Linked DNA regions of Mus musculus: region 1 is linked to region 2. The links are chromatin loops, found by intact Hi-C in ENCODE. Cell type or tissue: heart. All regions are shown on one strand.

Evidence for each region. A loop is a pair of places that touch in the nucleus more often than their neighbours do. Peaks named below come from ENCODE experiments on the same cell type or tissue, not always from the same donor. Only the 100,000 strongest peaks of a DNase experiment are listed, where the experiment ranks them.
Region 1: it touches region 2 in a loop (2.0-fold over the local background); 2 of 42 quality-filtered maps call a loop at or near these places.

What each region holds. Positions count from the first base shown.
Region 1 is chr17:87,233,060-87,241,059 of GRCm38, forward strand. No RefSeq gene overlaps it. Among named protein-coding and RNA genes, the nearest start is that of Gm51270, 17 kb to the left of the region's middle. In heart, no CTCF peak of the experiment used is centred here; no DNase peak of the experiment used is centred here; H3K27ac peaks cover 1,182 bases.
Region 2 is chr17:87,142,945-87,150,944 of GRCm38, forward strand. No RefSeq gene overlaps it. Among named protein-coding and RNA genes, the nearest start is that of Socs5, 39 kb to the left of the region's middle. In heart, no CTCF peak of the experiment used is centred here; no DNase peak of the experiment used is centred here.

The sequences.
Region 1 (8,000 bases), 90 kb after region 2:
GCTAGGGCAATGGTGGCACAGAAGTCGTGGGAGTAACCAACCGGATTTGACTTAAGATCCACTCCGTGAGAAGGAACCCATACCTGACACAGCTTGAATGACCAAGAACCAGAGACTACAATACCCAGAGGCTTATATAAAACTAACCACTAGTGATTTATAAACATATACATATTTTAAAGTGTTAAAAATGGCTTTTAATGATATTCTGTTATACTCACAGATCAGTGTCTTGCCTAGTCATCATCAGAGAGGCTTTCTCGGGTTGCAGATGGGAATAGAAGCAGAAACCCACAGCCAGACATTACACACAGAGAGAGTCTAAATGGGATGTCTCTATCAAACACCTGCCCTCAGAGCTCAGGGGATCCAGTGAAGAAGGAGGCAGAAGGACTGTAAAAGCCGAGGGCATGAAGGTCAGGATGAAAGCACAGCCCTCTGAATCAACCGGGCAAGGCACATACAAGCTCACAGGGAACGAGACAGCAAGCACGGGGCCTGCATGGCTCTGCCGCAGGCCCTCTGAACACATGCTATAGCAGTTAGCTTGGTGTTTTATGGGATTCCTGACTGGGAACCAGTGGGTCTCTCTGACAGTCGCGCCTGCCCTTGGGACTCTTCTTCTCCTGTTGGGTTGCCATCTCCAACTCCAATATGATCATTTTTGCTTCATCTTATTATATTCTATTTTGTCCTGTTTGGTTATTGTCTCTTAGAAGCCTGTTATTTCCTAACAAGAGACAGAAAGGGAGTGGATCTGCAGGGGAGGTGGGGAGGAACTGGGAGGAGTAGGGGGGAAGTATAACTGGATATATTGTATGAGAAAATCTATTTTCAGTGTTTAAAAGATAAAAGAAAAAATAAGGAAAGAAGAAAAGGAGACGGAGGGAAGAAGGAAGGAAGGAAGGAAGGAAGGAAGGAGGGAGGGAGGGAGGGAGGGAGGGAGGGAGGGAGGGAGGGAAGGAAGGAAGGAAGGAAGGAAGGAAGGAAGGAAGGAAGGAAGGAAGGAAGGAAGGAAGGAAGTGGGGAGAGATTCTGACGAGTATTAGCGTTGACCTGTCCCTGAGGACAGGCACATGGGACAACCACCTCTGCTCTGTACCCTTGAACCATGAGCCACAATAGGTCCTTCCTCCCTCAGGCAGCTCTTCCCGGTGATGTGACCATCATTGTGATCATCAAACGCTAGATGATTTGTTCAAAGTCACACAGGTAGGAGGTAGCCAGAGGGAGGTTCTGTTGTCAGGTCCAAGGTCAGCCCTGATCCCCGTCTCTCAACCTCACCCCTTCCTTGGCTCAATCAGATCCCTGCACATCAAGCTCTTAATGTTGTGCTGTCCTGGGAACTCTATTCTCAAGGAGTACGTTTTCTTACTTACCTGTGTTTTTTTCCCCCACAGTATTTCACTGAGTTAGAAACCACCCAGGAGTAGTACCACACACCTTAATTCCAGCAGAGGAAGAGGATATCTGGGAGTTTGAGCCAGCCAGGTGTGTGTGTGTGTGTGTGTGTGTGTGTGTGTGTGTGCTGTCTGTGTATAATGTGTATATATGTATGCAAGTGTGGCATGTGTGTATGGTGTGTGTGTGTCTGTCAGTATGTGTGTGGTGTGTATGTGTAATATGTATCTAAATAGTGTGTTTGATGTGTGTATATTATGTGACTGTATATGTGTGTGGTGTGTGAGTGTGTGTGTGGTGTTGTGTGATGTGAGTGTACCTGTGTAAATGTATGTGTGTATGAGAGTGTCTGTAACTGTGTGTGTGGTATGTGTGTGTGTGTGTGTGTGTGTGTGAGTGTGTATGTATATGAGAGTGTGTCTGTGAGTGTGTATGCATGTGTGTGTGACTGGGTATGGAGGTGGGGGTGGGAGTAGAATGGAGAGCAGTGACTCCTCCACTATGTCCATGTTCATATATGTGCCAGAGTACACTTTTTTCTAGTATCTGTAATATGTTTAAAGCTTGGAGGAAATAGAATAGGATAAATGGACAGGTGACAGATGAGTGATGAACAGATGACAGATGAGTGACAGACAGGTGACAGATGAGTGATGATAGGTGACAGATGAGTGACAGACAGGTGACAGATGAGTGACAGACAGGTGACAGATGAGTGACAGACAGGTGACAGATGAGTGACGGACAGGTGGCAGATGAGTGATGGACAGGTGACAGTGACAAACAGGTGACAGATGAGTGACGGGCGGTGGTTAGATACCTGAACAAAGAATAAATGCATGCATTGATGGAGAATAAGCCAAGAAGCTCCTTTCCCCTGGTTAATAAAACTAAAGAGAATGAGTCCATAAATCCACGCTCGCTAAGTCCTTGATCCCATTCTTGCCCACGTGTTCCAAGAAATAATGCAAAGGAATAAAAGTCCCCTAGCCCCTAAAAAGTTGTCTCTCCATCAGCCTCCATCTCCCACAGAGCGCTGGGTCAGCTCTTGCCAGGGAACAGGTGGGCAAGGGCACTTTGTAAACTGTGAGGTCAAGCTACAGGCTGTTTGAAATTTGTGTGGTCTCTCCACTGAGATGAAAAGGAACAACAGATAAGCAAGGAGGACTCTGAAAGGCACTCCGAGAAATTAAAGTTAAAACAAAAATAATATAATGTTTTACTCAAGTTGGATTGCAGATATAATGCAGTGTTATTATTATTGATGCAGTACTATTATTATTAATACATAATTCTGTATTATTATTATTTATGCATAATGTAGTATTTATCTGAGTCCAAAAAGTCAAACAATACAAGCAAACATGTGACCTTAGTGTCTCACTGCAGTGCACACCGGCTGCCCACCCATGCTGTCTGGCTTGGCCAAGCAGAGCTCAGCTGTAGACAAGATGGTGAGAGCTGGAGGGAGTACCTGGAGGGAGTACCTGGTTCCAGAAGGCTTGGCTGCCCCCACTCCCAAGAAAAGGACCAGTGCTTTCTACATATTAACTCAGTCTTTACAACGCCCAATTGAGATAAATATACTGTCCACACATTACACATGAAGGCACAGCTGGTAACTGGGAGAGCCAGACTCAGCAACCTTCCTAACCTGGGCTAATCCAACCTCTGGCCTGTGCTGGGGCTACCTCACAATCTCCTGGACATCTGGCTTCGGGATGCTGAGATGAACGCCTCCTGGCAGCATCTACACAAGCACCCTGCTGTCTCCTCGGCGCTCTCTCCAGAGGACTGCAGCCGTGTCTTTGCTAACACTGGTCTATTGCTTGTTGGCAAGTAGGTTGGAACAGTGAATCTCGGCCTGTATCAGCGCCATCATGCCCAGGGAGGAGTTCTGGGCTCTGAGCCTGATAGAGGGTGGGGGTGGGGAGTTAGGGTTGCAGGCACAAGCACCTGTGATGATAGTCTTCCAAGGCTCAGTTTCCAAGAAGTGCCCTCATCTCCCTGTAGAGAAGGCCTGGGGACCTACATCCTACTGGACACTGAGCCTAGGAAGAAGAAGTTAGCTCTGTAACCTGGACAAGTAGTTTGCCTTCTCTGAGCCAGGCTTCCCCATCATGAGGAAGAATAGACATTTCATTTCCTGGTCTAACCATCACATACAGTTCGAGGGAGGTGAGGAGGCAGCCTGAGGAGGAGGAGGGAGGTGTCATCAGCCTGCCTCTCAGGCTCCTCCTCAGGTAGGCGTGCCCTTGGTCCTGATGGACCATGCTAACCAAAGGACCAGGATCTGGGGTCAGGTAAAGGGAGTGGCCTGAAATCCCACAGTATGCCCAACAGCTGTTTGGAATTCAGTCTCAAATGGCCATCCAGTTTCTGCCATAGATAAAATAGTGTTTGCCTGGACTTGGGCTCCCCACCATGGAGACACGAGGGAGCAGTAGGTATGGGACTCGGGGTCAGGTGACCCAAATAAAGATGACTACCGTGTACTGGACGGCTCCAGCTCGTTGACCCATGTGACTCTTGTGAGACTCTTGAGACTTGAACGAAAGCACTAGCTGCTGCTGTAGCCAGGACGCCATTCCACACTTATCCTTCTACGCTGCCCCTCCCCCACTCCAGGCTAGGCTAAACCAATGTGAACGAACCAAGGCCAGGCCTGGGAAAAGCCACTCACGGGGACTCGGGGCCCAGCTGGCTGAGTCACAGGCCTGGACGTCCACCTCACACCCTCTTTTACTCACTAACCAAGAATATGACCTAAATCCCGTGGGCAATGGCCACTCAGCACATGAGGAAATGGATAATGACTGTGTCACAGGCAGCTAAAAGTGGCAATTACCTTTCCCGACAGGAGCAGGGGACCTTTTTATGAAGAGCGAAATTCTTGCCTCATGAATTGCACTTGTGAGAAATCAGCAGGCGCTTGCTGGTGACCATGGTTACCCTTCCACCGCATTTGCAGAGAGCTGATAGCCTCAGCTCACACCTGCCCACTAAGCCTCTGGAGCAGACTTAGCTGCAGCTGAAGCTGGGGTCACAGGGACAGGAGATGGGCTTTGATATATGCAGTGGCTAAGTCCCATCTCTTGGATTCTGGGGTAATCTGTCTGTGTGAGATCTGAACTCCAAGAGTTCTACAAGCGAGTTAAAAGCCAAAACAGTGAAGACCAAACCCCTCCCCGACAGCCAAACAGCAATGTTTTAGTAAAGGTGAGGGTAGGCCGGGAGAACAGATCTTAGGCCCAGTTTCTGCCCAGCAGCTACTAACATAGTGGCTCCTTTTCACTAAGGTAATTGCCAACCCTCATCCAGGATAGCAACAGAAGATGCCCAAGGTGGACGCTGAGAGGCAGGGTGATGCATAGGGGAGCAGCGGCTGTGTCTGGCCTAAATCAGAGGCCTGGTGGCACCAGCAGGCCATTCTGGGTCCTTGCTTTAAGCTCACTGCCCTCAGCTATACCCAACCCAGCGGATGGGCTTGTGACCTGATCCCGACACGTGGGTTCAATTTAGTGTTCCCTCCCAGGTCCCCCGACCAGCTGTGGTTGTTATAGAAACTACATCTGTTTGGCAGCTCTGGCTGTTGCACACGGTCATCACTCCTCAGGCTCTGCTGTCATCGTAGGTGTGCTTGTCTTACTCCTATGCCATGTGCCAGAGGTCCCTCGGTCCCCATTCACTCCCTTTACAAACACTCATGACTGCAGAGACGCGTGCTAAGTTCTGGGTGGCGTGCTATTCCTAGGAGCTGGGGACTTGGAGGTAAAGCATATGTTGTTAAGGTCTCTGTGACTCTCATGGCCGAGGGAGTGAGCCGATCGGGCACAAGCTGACTCAGGAGGGTACCAGGGTGCTTTGATAACAGTCGAGTTCAAGTGTATACTGAAGGGGCTGGGCGGTGGCTCAGCTGGTGGGGTGCTTGTCTGGCATGCACAAAGCCTGGGGTTGAGTCCCGGGCACTGCAGAGCCCAACATGGTGTTACACTCTGTCATCCCAGCACGTGAGGGTAAGAGTAGAAGCAGAAGGATGAGAAGTTCAAGATCGGGGCTAGCCTCAGCCACTTGAGACTATCTCACAATAAAGCAGCAACACACATAGCACAGTGTGTTCTCAAAATCACCACATGCTCTTACCCAGCGTGAAGCCTCCCTGCTCTCCCAGGCACACCGGCCGGCCGGCCACAATCCGCAGGTCTGGAATCCACCACTGACTCTCTTGAAAGACTCTGCATATCCTTTAGAGACTTCTGATGGCTTAGATGATGACCTGGGAGATGACTCCCGTCTCCCCCCAAATCGGATGTGACAAGATTAGCCCTGTTTAACAATTGGTCACTTATGAGCTATCCAGTCTTCTGGGATTCTTGCTCCTTTTTTTTTTTTCTTCAATAAAAGCAGTTAAAAATAAAATTTTCCTCAAAGTATATCTATGAACGATTATATCTTTTAATCAATAAGCTTATTTGTTAATAAGTTTTGCTTAGCTTTGGATCAAACCCAGAGACGTGGTCATACAAAGTCCTTGCTCTATCAGTGAGCTACAGCCCTAGGTCTTGACTTATATTGTCCAACCCACCGTTCAACAACTATGTGCAGGAGCTCCTTTTCTGGGGGGAGAGGAGTGTATATTCCACAATCCCCGGTGGATAACTAAAACTACGGGTGATGCTGACTGTGTACTCAGCTTCCATATCACTTGAGTACGAGAAAGAGAGAGACAGAGAGAGAGAGAACCTATTCATTAAGAGGACGAGTGAGCAGCTGGCATGGTGCCACACACTTTTATTCTTGGCACTCAGGATGTAGAGACCTGAGAGTTTGAGACCAGTCTTACCTATATAGCAAGTTCCAGGACAGCCAACCTTACATAGAAAGACCATGTTTCAACAATGAATGAATGAATTAATTAATATATATAATATATATATATATATATTCATACACACACACAAATATATATCAAACATGGGAGGGGCTGGAGAGTTACCTCAGAGGTTAAGAGCCTTTGTCTAGTTCAATTTCCAGCACCCACATGGAAGCTCACAGTCACAGCTGTCTGTCTCTCTAGTTCCAAGGGTTCCTCTCCTCTTCTGACCTCCAAGGGACCAGACATACATGTGGTACACAGACATATATGCAAGCAAAAGACTAATACACATAAACTAAATATTAAAACAAATCTAAAGGTGCCATGTGATACAGAAAGATAGGTGACCCCAGCCACCAGTGATCTCAAAGCCCAGAGATGGTCACGGTCACGTTTTTGTCACTCTCTGAACCAGCACTGTAGACAGCTTTATACTGTGAGAAAGTTCCCACATCAATTTTTTTTTAAGCAAAATGATTTTAGTGATTCAAATTGAGAAGCAACCACAAGTAACTTCCAGAATGTCTGAGCCATTCTGTGGAGTGTAAAAGTTGGGGCATGGGGACAACAATGAGTCTGAGTCTCAGTTATAGACTGTCTCAGTGACACATCTTGGGAAGAGGAAGTGTGGGACAATGGACTGTGCCAGGAAACTTTGTAAGGTAGAGTAGGTCTGAGACCCTGGTACCCAGGCACCCACCCACCTGAGATGGTAGGTGGCTCGCTGCTCCCTGCCAGGTTCCTGGCCTGGAACATTGCTACACTGCCCACATAAAGAAACATGACCTGTGGTCACGTAGCCCCAGGAGAGAGTTCTCCAAGCTAATGAGCCCCGAGGGTTTATCCAATAAGCCTTCCCAGACATTCCTCCCTGCAAACGGTATTTAATCTCTGCTCCACCCTGAGAGGTTGGTACACATCCATTTCCCATGATGAACAGTCAATAAACGGTATGGATGAACATGGACTGTCTCATCGAAAACTGTCGTGGGGAGCATGGAAGAGGCTTTGCCTACAGAGCTGAAGCCTAAGTCTCCCACAGAAGGCCTCTCAGCACTTCCAGACAACCACTGTTACCTTCACAGATGCGCTAAGCTGCGTTTCCCCATTTCCCTGGCCCCAGGTTTGTCATCATTCTCAGCCCCGCAGGCCCCCAACAGTCCCGTGGACCCTCATACTTTGTTTCCGACTCCTCTGTGTGGCACTCTAGCAGTGACTAGATATCCGGGAGGCAAGGAACCCCAACTTTGGTGCCTCACATCCTAGATGGTGTTTTCCCACCCCCTGAGCTGTGTCTCGGCGCTTCCCTAAAGCCCAGCACACAACGGCGGCGGTCCAGGGAGATGTAGGCAAGCACATGTACATTTTGAGGACCCACAAGGAAGTCCGTTTCTTTTGCTGCGGCAAAGCCCAGAGTTGAGAGGACCAACACATGTACATGTGCACGCACACATGCACATGTGTATGCATTTGCATGAGTGAATGTGGGTGCCAGTGTGCCACAGCAGGCATGTGAAGTACAGAGGGCAACTGTGGGGGTTGGTCCTCGACTTCTGCCTTATTTGAGGCCCACACCAAAGCTGTGCGTGTCTCTCTGTCTTGAGAGTCCTGGGAGTGTAGCCACGCTCCACACCTAGCCTTTACATAACCTCTGGGGATTTAAACTCTTATCCTCAGACTTAGAGGGCAAAAATGTTTGCCCATGAGATGTCTCTGTGGCCCC
Region 2 (8,000 bases):
CAAAAAAAAACAGATGTCTACGTAGGCATGCATATGATTTGACAAATACAGAAAATGGAAATAATTTCTTCTATGCTAATGACTTGAAACCACATAGGAACTTCGGTGGAACATGAAAGAGTAGTATTTTGGAAATTGAAAACTACTTGAGGAGCAGTGGGGTTTTAAATGGTTTGCGATTACAGTCTCACAATTCATTGAATTTGCCCTCTGCAGGACAGGACAGGTGTAAATTGCCCTTCCATAAGAGTGAAGAGACTCAGTGAATGAGCCATAGAAATGGGCGTTTGTTCCCTGCCTTGTGGACAGGAAGTTGCCACTCTAGGTAGCTTTGAAAACCACACAAGAGATAAGGAACTTCGTGGCTGTATAGAGAATGAGGAAATTCAAGGAGAAGGTACACAGCAAACGAATACTGAAGAGAGGCCTCGTGTACGCAGAGCCGTCCAACTGAAATCCGGGTCTTAAGTCATACGATACTGGATGCTGTTTAACTTTTAACGAAGAGCAATGCCCTCGAGCCAGCAATCATCTGTGTATTGATGCGCTCCCTGGGAGGTGGGACATGAGAGTGATTAGGGACCGAGGCTGAGGGGGCGCCTGCCACACGAAGGGTCTTAGAGGCTGAGGGGAGCCTGCCACACGTGTATGGTCTTAGGCTTTTTTGACCTTTGTTTCTTCCTGTCACTAATCAAATAAAAACCTCACAGAGCCATATTTGGAAGTTTCATCAGAGGAGGGAATACAGCACCATTATTGATTTTTAGAATTCTGTGGCACATGGAGATAGAATAATTCAGTATCCGCTCGTACGTCAGAGCAGTTTATTCATAGCAATTTGTGGTGCTGGGAATCAAAGCCAGACCGTGTGCGTATGAAGCAAGGGTTCTACTGGGGAGCTACCTCCTACTCCTTACTGATTGTGGTGGGAAAGAACAATTTTCTTCCAAGCATGTTAACAGTGTTCCATACTTGTGGATTATTGTCAGCCTGAGTGGGCTGTGCCCCGGCTTGGCTGCTGTTCATCGGTGGGTTTCTCATTCCCGACAGGGCCTGATTTCTCACCTGCTTAACACGGAGGTGTGGAAATATGAAACCAAATAATCTTGGAGATGTGCATAGCACAGTGCCTGGCATGGGTGGCTGTTCTCAGTGTCCTTGTACCCATCTACACACAGGAATCCAGAGCGCCTAAGTGCAAGGCCAGTCTTCCTTTCTCTACGAAAGGCTCCACTAAAAGATAAATTGAACCCGTAGTTCTAATTGAAAGACTGTTTGTTCAATATGGGGTTTTATAAAAGGACATAGTCAGAATGTTGATACATTACCTCTGAGCTTTGTGGAAAAAAAATTTCATAAAAGTTCTTGCTTAGAAAATTACTAGGACACGGGTAGAATAAAGCACGCTGTAATTCTATTGATTTTAATGCTCATAAAATGTTTTAGTTTTCCATCAGGTAAAAGAATTTGTCTTGGGAATCAATAGAGGCAGGGTTGTAGATTCAAGCTTTGACATCCTGGTAGAGATGTGGCGATGCCTGTGGTCCCATAGTCTTCTCTGAGGTCAGCTGCTGTTGACCTGTGTTCAGGCCTTCACCATAAGAGGGTACAAGCACATCAGTGGGGGTCGACACCGCTTTCATCTCCAGCCACAGTCAACAAGAAAGAAACTCCAAGCCACCCCACTCAACATCCTTAGAGGCAAAACTTAATCCCACCATAAATCACTGGATGGCTCTTCCAACTCAAGACGGCTGATGCTGGGCTGGGGATAGGAGCGGATTGGTAGAGTGCTTACCCAGCATGCATTTGATTCCTACCCTTGCATAAGCTGGGCAAATGACACACAGTTTTAATCCCAGCACTAGGGAAATGGAGGCAGGAGGATGAGGAATGATAGGCCACTTCAGTTAAACAGTGAGTGAGAAGAAACTGGTGTGAGCTGTAAGAGGCAGTGCTGGGGAGATGACGAGAGAAGAGAGGGAAGAGAGAAGAGAATTAGCTAATGCTGCGCTCACATCCTGTCTTAGTGGGGGGGGGGGGGGCTCTGCTGCTGGGAAGAGTCACCATGACCATGGCAACTCTTACAAAAGAAAGCATTTAATTGGGGCTGGCTTACAGTTAAGAGGTTCAGTCCATTATCACCATGGCGGGAAGCATGGCAGCATGCAGGGTGACATGTTTGCTAGAGAAAGAGCTGACAGTTCTACATCTGGTTCCACAGACAGCGGGAAGAGAGAGTGACACTGGGCCTGGCTTGAGCATCTGAGACCTCAAAGCCAGTCCCCAGTGACACACCTCCTCCAACAAGGCCACACCTAATAGTGACACTTCCTATGGACCTATGGGGCCATTTTCATTCAAACCACCACACACATAAACCAGAGACCTTAAGGAGAGGGGTGGATGAAGGAACACTCGTTTCTTTAACGCTCATCTGGTCTGTGGGGGGCTTTACTTCTTTAAGATGTAAAAACTCAGTTGATTTTTTAAATCCCATGGGTTTTTTGTTTGTTTGTTTGTTTTTTTGTTTTTTCTGCTTTGACAAAAGAATATAATGATTCCAAACATACAGTTTGAAATTTTTGAATAGCTGTGCTAAAGTCTGGGGTTGTTTGTTTGTTTGTTTTTTGTTTTGTTTTTGTTTTTTTGTTTTTTGTTTTTTGTTGTTTTTTGACATATGCATTTGGGATCTCCTAACCCTGCATCTCAGAAAAGTACCTTACCATTCTCACCAGAGAGTTGCTGTGTCCAGTCCTGGTCAGTCCTCTGCTTGATCCCCTTCAATTTTTTTGTTGTTGTTGTTTTGTCTTTTTTTTAATTAGATATTTTCTTCATTTACATTTCAAATGCTATCCCGAAAGTCTCCTATATTCTCCCCCCGCCCTGCTCCCCAACCCACACACTCCCAATGCCTAGCCCTGGCATTTCCCTGTACTGGGGCATATGATCTTCGCAAGACCAAGGGGCCTCTCTTCCCTTTGATGGCCAACTAGGCCATCCTCTGCTACATATGCAACTAGATACGTAGTTCTTGGAGGTACTGGTTAGTTCATATTGTTGATCCTCCTATAGGGTTGCAGACCCCTTTAGCTCCTTGGATACTTTCTCTAGCTTCTTCATTAGGGACCCTGATAAACTATCTCTTGTGAGGCTATGACAGTGCCTGGCAAACACAGAAGTGGATGCTCACAGTCACCTATCGGATGGAACACAGATCCCCTCCAGTTGTACCAAGAGGAGTGAAGGACAACAGTCTGTTTCCCCTTGTCTCCTGCTGAAGTTAGAATTCCTGTCTTCTAGAGGATGCCCATATGTCAGGTCACTTGAGCCCATTTCCCAACATTTACAGGGTCTCAACCATTCAGGACAGCATTTCTTAAAATCTAAAGACCCATTGACAGTCTATACTATAGTTGATGATTCCCCAAACTTGAAGATTTATCTATCAATATTTCAATATGTACTATATTGGAAAAGAAAATGTAAAGCAGAAAACATATTTATTGTTTACGAAAAGATAAGCACAACATGGGTAACATTTGGGTGAGGGAGGGCTCTTTAAGGCTAAGGCAGCAAGAAGAGCAGCACTGTTCTCATTGCTGCCCGGCTCCCTAGCATCTGCCTTAATAGAAGACAGCTGGGAATTTCTCTGTCTTTCTGCTCAGTCTGCTCCAGTGTTTTCCCTTGCTTAAAAATATGAAGAAAACTTGGCTCCACGTAGAAGTATAGTTGGAAGAGGAGATATGTATTTTAATAGGTTTTTCAAATAGTTACGACGATATGCTCTGTTGATGCTAGAACAAAATTTGGCAAACAATTATTTCTTAAGGGTTGGTACAAAGTCAGATCTGAGGCCGTGTGAAGGGCCAATCAGAATGCAGGACAGTGGTGGGACCAATCAGAACACAGGACAGTAGAGAAGCCGGTGATCAGTCTTGCACTTTGAATGCATTTTTCTAGGCTCATACTTCTATCATTCGGAAGCTACTGGTTCACTGAGCTAGAAAGTACTTCTGATTTGTGCTCATTTTCAGTAGACAACATAAAAAGTCCCATTTGACAACACCAATAACTACTGGCCTTAAATATTGAGACACAATTTTAGAGGAAGGATTTTTAAACAAATATATTTTTGGCTTAAAAACACAAAAATTTTATCATCATCAACCAGTGCTATTTGTAGTTACCCTTAAGTTTCATTATTAAGAATAAATTCCAGACACTCAGTAAATACCTACCATAGTTCTATACCAATTCCTCCAGATAAAATGGTGCACCACTAAATGGTGGTTGGTTCAGCTTGTAACTTGCACAACCCCACAAGTGCTTCTTGGAGTCACCCATTGTAGTTCAGGATCAACAGATGTTTTATATGAATTCTGCACATGTTAAAATGAGGTCCAGCACTCAGGAGGCAGGTGCAGCTGTAGGAGTTCGAGACCAGCCTGTCTACACAGAGAGTTCCAGGCTAGCTGGGACAACACAGTAAGATGCCTTCTTAAATAAATAAATAAATAAATATCCTAAAAAACACTGTGTATTAGTCAGGGTTCTCTAGAGTCACAGAACTTATGGGTAGTCTCTATATAGTAAGGGAATTTGTTGATGACTTACAGTCTGCAGTCCAACTCCCCAACAATGGTCAGCAGCAGCTGTGAATGAAGTCCAAGGATCTAGCAGTTGCTCAGGCCCAAAGGCAAGCAGGTGTAGAAGAGGGAACCTTTCTTCTTCCAATGTCCTTATGTAGGTCTCCAGGAGAAGGTGTGGCCCAGATTAAAAGGGTGTACCACCATGCCTGGATCTGGGACTTGCTTTATCCCGGGCTGACCTTGAACTCAGAGATCTTCATGACTCAGTCTCCTGGGATTAAAGACGTGTACTACCTTGACTAGGCCTCAGCTTTTCATGGCCACTATGCCTCAAGATCTCCATGCCAAGATCCAGCAGAAACTTGTATTTCCCAGCCTCAAGATCTAGATCACAGGTGAGCCTTCTAATTCTGGATTTAGTTCATTCCAGATATAGTCAAGTCGACAACCAGGAATAGCTACTACACACTGAATAAGAAATTTTGATAAATATATCTGAATCTGCTTTGTTCTACAATACTAAATAAAGTGTATGCTTAATGAAATAAATGTTTATTGTATTGTTAAGGGCATTCTTTTTTTTTTTAAAGATTGTGTGTGTGTGTGTGTGTGTGTGTGTGTGTGCGTGTGTGTATAGATATTCACACGTGTGTGCAAGTGCCCTCAGAGAAGAGGCCGGCAGATCCTGGAAGCCGGAGTTACAGGTGTTTGTAAACCACCTAACTTGGGTGCTGGAAACCCAAACTGTGGGTTCCCTGCAGAGTAACACGCAGTCTGACATGCTGAAGCATCTCCCCATCCCTATAAGGGAGAGCCTGGACTTCCTTCCTTCTACAGAGGCGCAGCCGGATTCCACCCCGTACGTGTTTGTCCTGGGAGAAGCAATATGTGTGCCCGGTTAGCTTTTGCAGCTCAGTGTCTGTTGTGCTAGAATAAACCATGAAACTCGAGCTCCTCAGGCACTGCTCAGGGCAGCTCACAGAATAAAGGATGTTCAGCGATTGAGACCAATACTCTGAACTTGTTTCAGACACGTGTGAACAAAACAACAGATCTATAGGTTAAGCTTTTTATTGTTTGTTTGGTGTTTTGACAGGGTTTCTTCCTGTAGCTTTAGCTCTCCTGGAATGCACTCTGTAGACCAGGCTGGCCTCAGATTCAGAGGACCACCTGCCTCTCCCTTCCAAATGCTAGAATTAAAGGCTTGTGCTACCATGTCCTGCCAATTTGGGTATTTTAAAAAAATTATATTTCCTTTTTAAAAAAAATTGTGTGTATATCTGTATGTGTGTATGTGTATGTGTGTGCATCTGTGTGTGTGTTTGTGTGTCTGTATGGGTGTGTATCTGTTTGTGTGTGTCTGTGTGTATGTTTGTGTGTATATATCTGTGTGTGTGTTTCTGTGTGTGTCTGTATGTGTTTGTATCTGTGTGTGTGTCTGTGTACCAGGTTGGCCTCAAACTCAGAAATCTGCCTGCCTTTGCCTCTCAAGTACTGGGATTAAAGGCGTGTGCCACTACCATCCAGCTAATTTTTCTTATTATCCTATAAAAAATAGACTCTTAAAGTAGTAAGTTTAGATAATTTTGAAGGAAAATTTTGAAATGTTTCTTAAATAATAATGAAGTATGTGTTTGCTGTTAAGCTTCCAAATAAATGCCAAACTCTGGAACAATGGCAAAGTACAGAAATTATAGTAGGTAAAATAAGAGAGAGCATACTCAAAATACTAAAATACTAAATACTAAAGTAAAATACTAAAACCAAACAGTTACCTCTGAAAATGCACCACCCTCAAAGACTGTAGGGTTGGGTGGGACATTGGTTCCCTGTACTGCTCTCTGGAGTTCAGTCCTCAGCACCCATGTCTCACCGGTCTCTTACTCCAGCTCCAAGGGATCCAATGCCCTCTTCTGACCTCCACACGCACCAGAACACAAGCCTATATCCCCCGCCCACATCTCCTTCTCTGCCCCTGCAGTGATGTCATCCTAGTCCATCCTCCGGGAAACTCCACGGTGCTTATGAGAGAATGAAGGTGAGAAAGCATCTCAGTGCTATTATTAAATAGCTTCAACCTCCCAGACCTCCCGAGAAACTCTTGGTGCCCCCGAGTCCCCGGGCTCCACTCGATGCGTCACTCGTCTAAGGAGCGTATGATATACGAGGATTTGCAGATGAGTTTCAATTACATGAAGTATGCCAAGAGAGAAGGAGACCACATTTTCTTTATTGAAGCACTTTGTCAAACCTATGCGGGGCTCATTCATGCTTTGAATGACGTAAGCGACTTGGTGGCTCCGAGGGTTAAGAGTTCGAGAGTCCGGGTCCATTAAGTCCTTGAGCCGTTCCGTGTGGCTCTGGCCACCCATTCAGTCCTCACTGAGAAGCTAGAAATAAGCCTTTCTTCCTGTTTTATAGATGAGTGAGGTTGAGTTCCCATATGTGGCTCCCCCAGTCACTTCACGGTTGCTTGCCTTCCTTCAGAGAGGAAACCACATAGCGGGAAGTGTTTATATATGATCGTAATTTAATTGCATTTGGAACATTCCTTCTGAAAGAAGTTGCGTTTCATTCAATACCAAAATCCAGGAGTACATGTCACATGCCCAGCACTATCCAGACACCTCAAAGAACACAGAAAGAGCAGGTCTTTTGGCAGGTACCCTTCTGCCAAAGACTCGTTGTGTGAAACAGAGTTTTTAAAAGTTTAAGCATTGCCCCAGATGAAACCAAATGCTCATGCATGGGCTATGGGAGAACAAAAAGAATATACACGAGGATTTGGGGGTTGTTTTTCAGATTTCCACTTGACTGTGGTGAGATTTTAAAAACACTTCAAGGAGGAGTTGGGATGTGCAGACATACATATAACAGGGGCCGGTGGTTGGGAAAGGCCTGGAAGGATGGAGGTTGCTGAGGCCGCTTTGTGGAAGGCGTTAGCCCGCTGCAGAGGGCTTGGATCATTCTCCCTACACTGCCCTTCGTCACTTAGCAAGGAGAATGAAAAATGAGCCAAGAGAAACAGAGGTGGAAGGTAGGGGTGAGACATTCCAGAATTAATTATGCTTGGCCCAAAGAGAGACTGTCAAAATAAGGTGACCAAGAACATTGGGGCACAGTTGTCAGTAGTAAATATGGCTGCTCCATCCACTTCCTGGAACCCGCGAGCTTCCTGCCCGGCCTTCAGGAAACTCAGTCAGCAGTCAGCCTGCAGCTCTCAGCCCCTTCAAAGGCTGGCCTAGCTGTAAAGAGCTCCCTTGCTCTGCACGCCCACCCACCTGCCTCCCAGGCCCTGTTACACCGTCCCAGTCCCACGTGCTGTGGATTCTCTCCAAATTCTGTACAGGCCTCCATCATAGCTCTTTCCTTTTGCCTCCTAGGGCTCCTTTGCTCCAGGTCATGTTT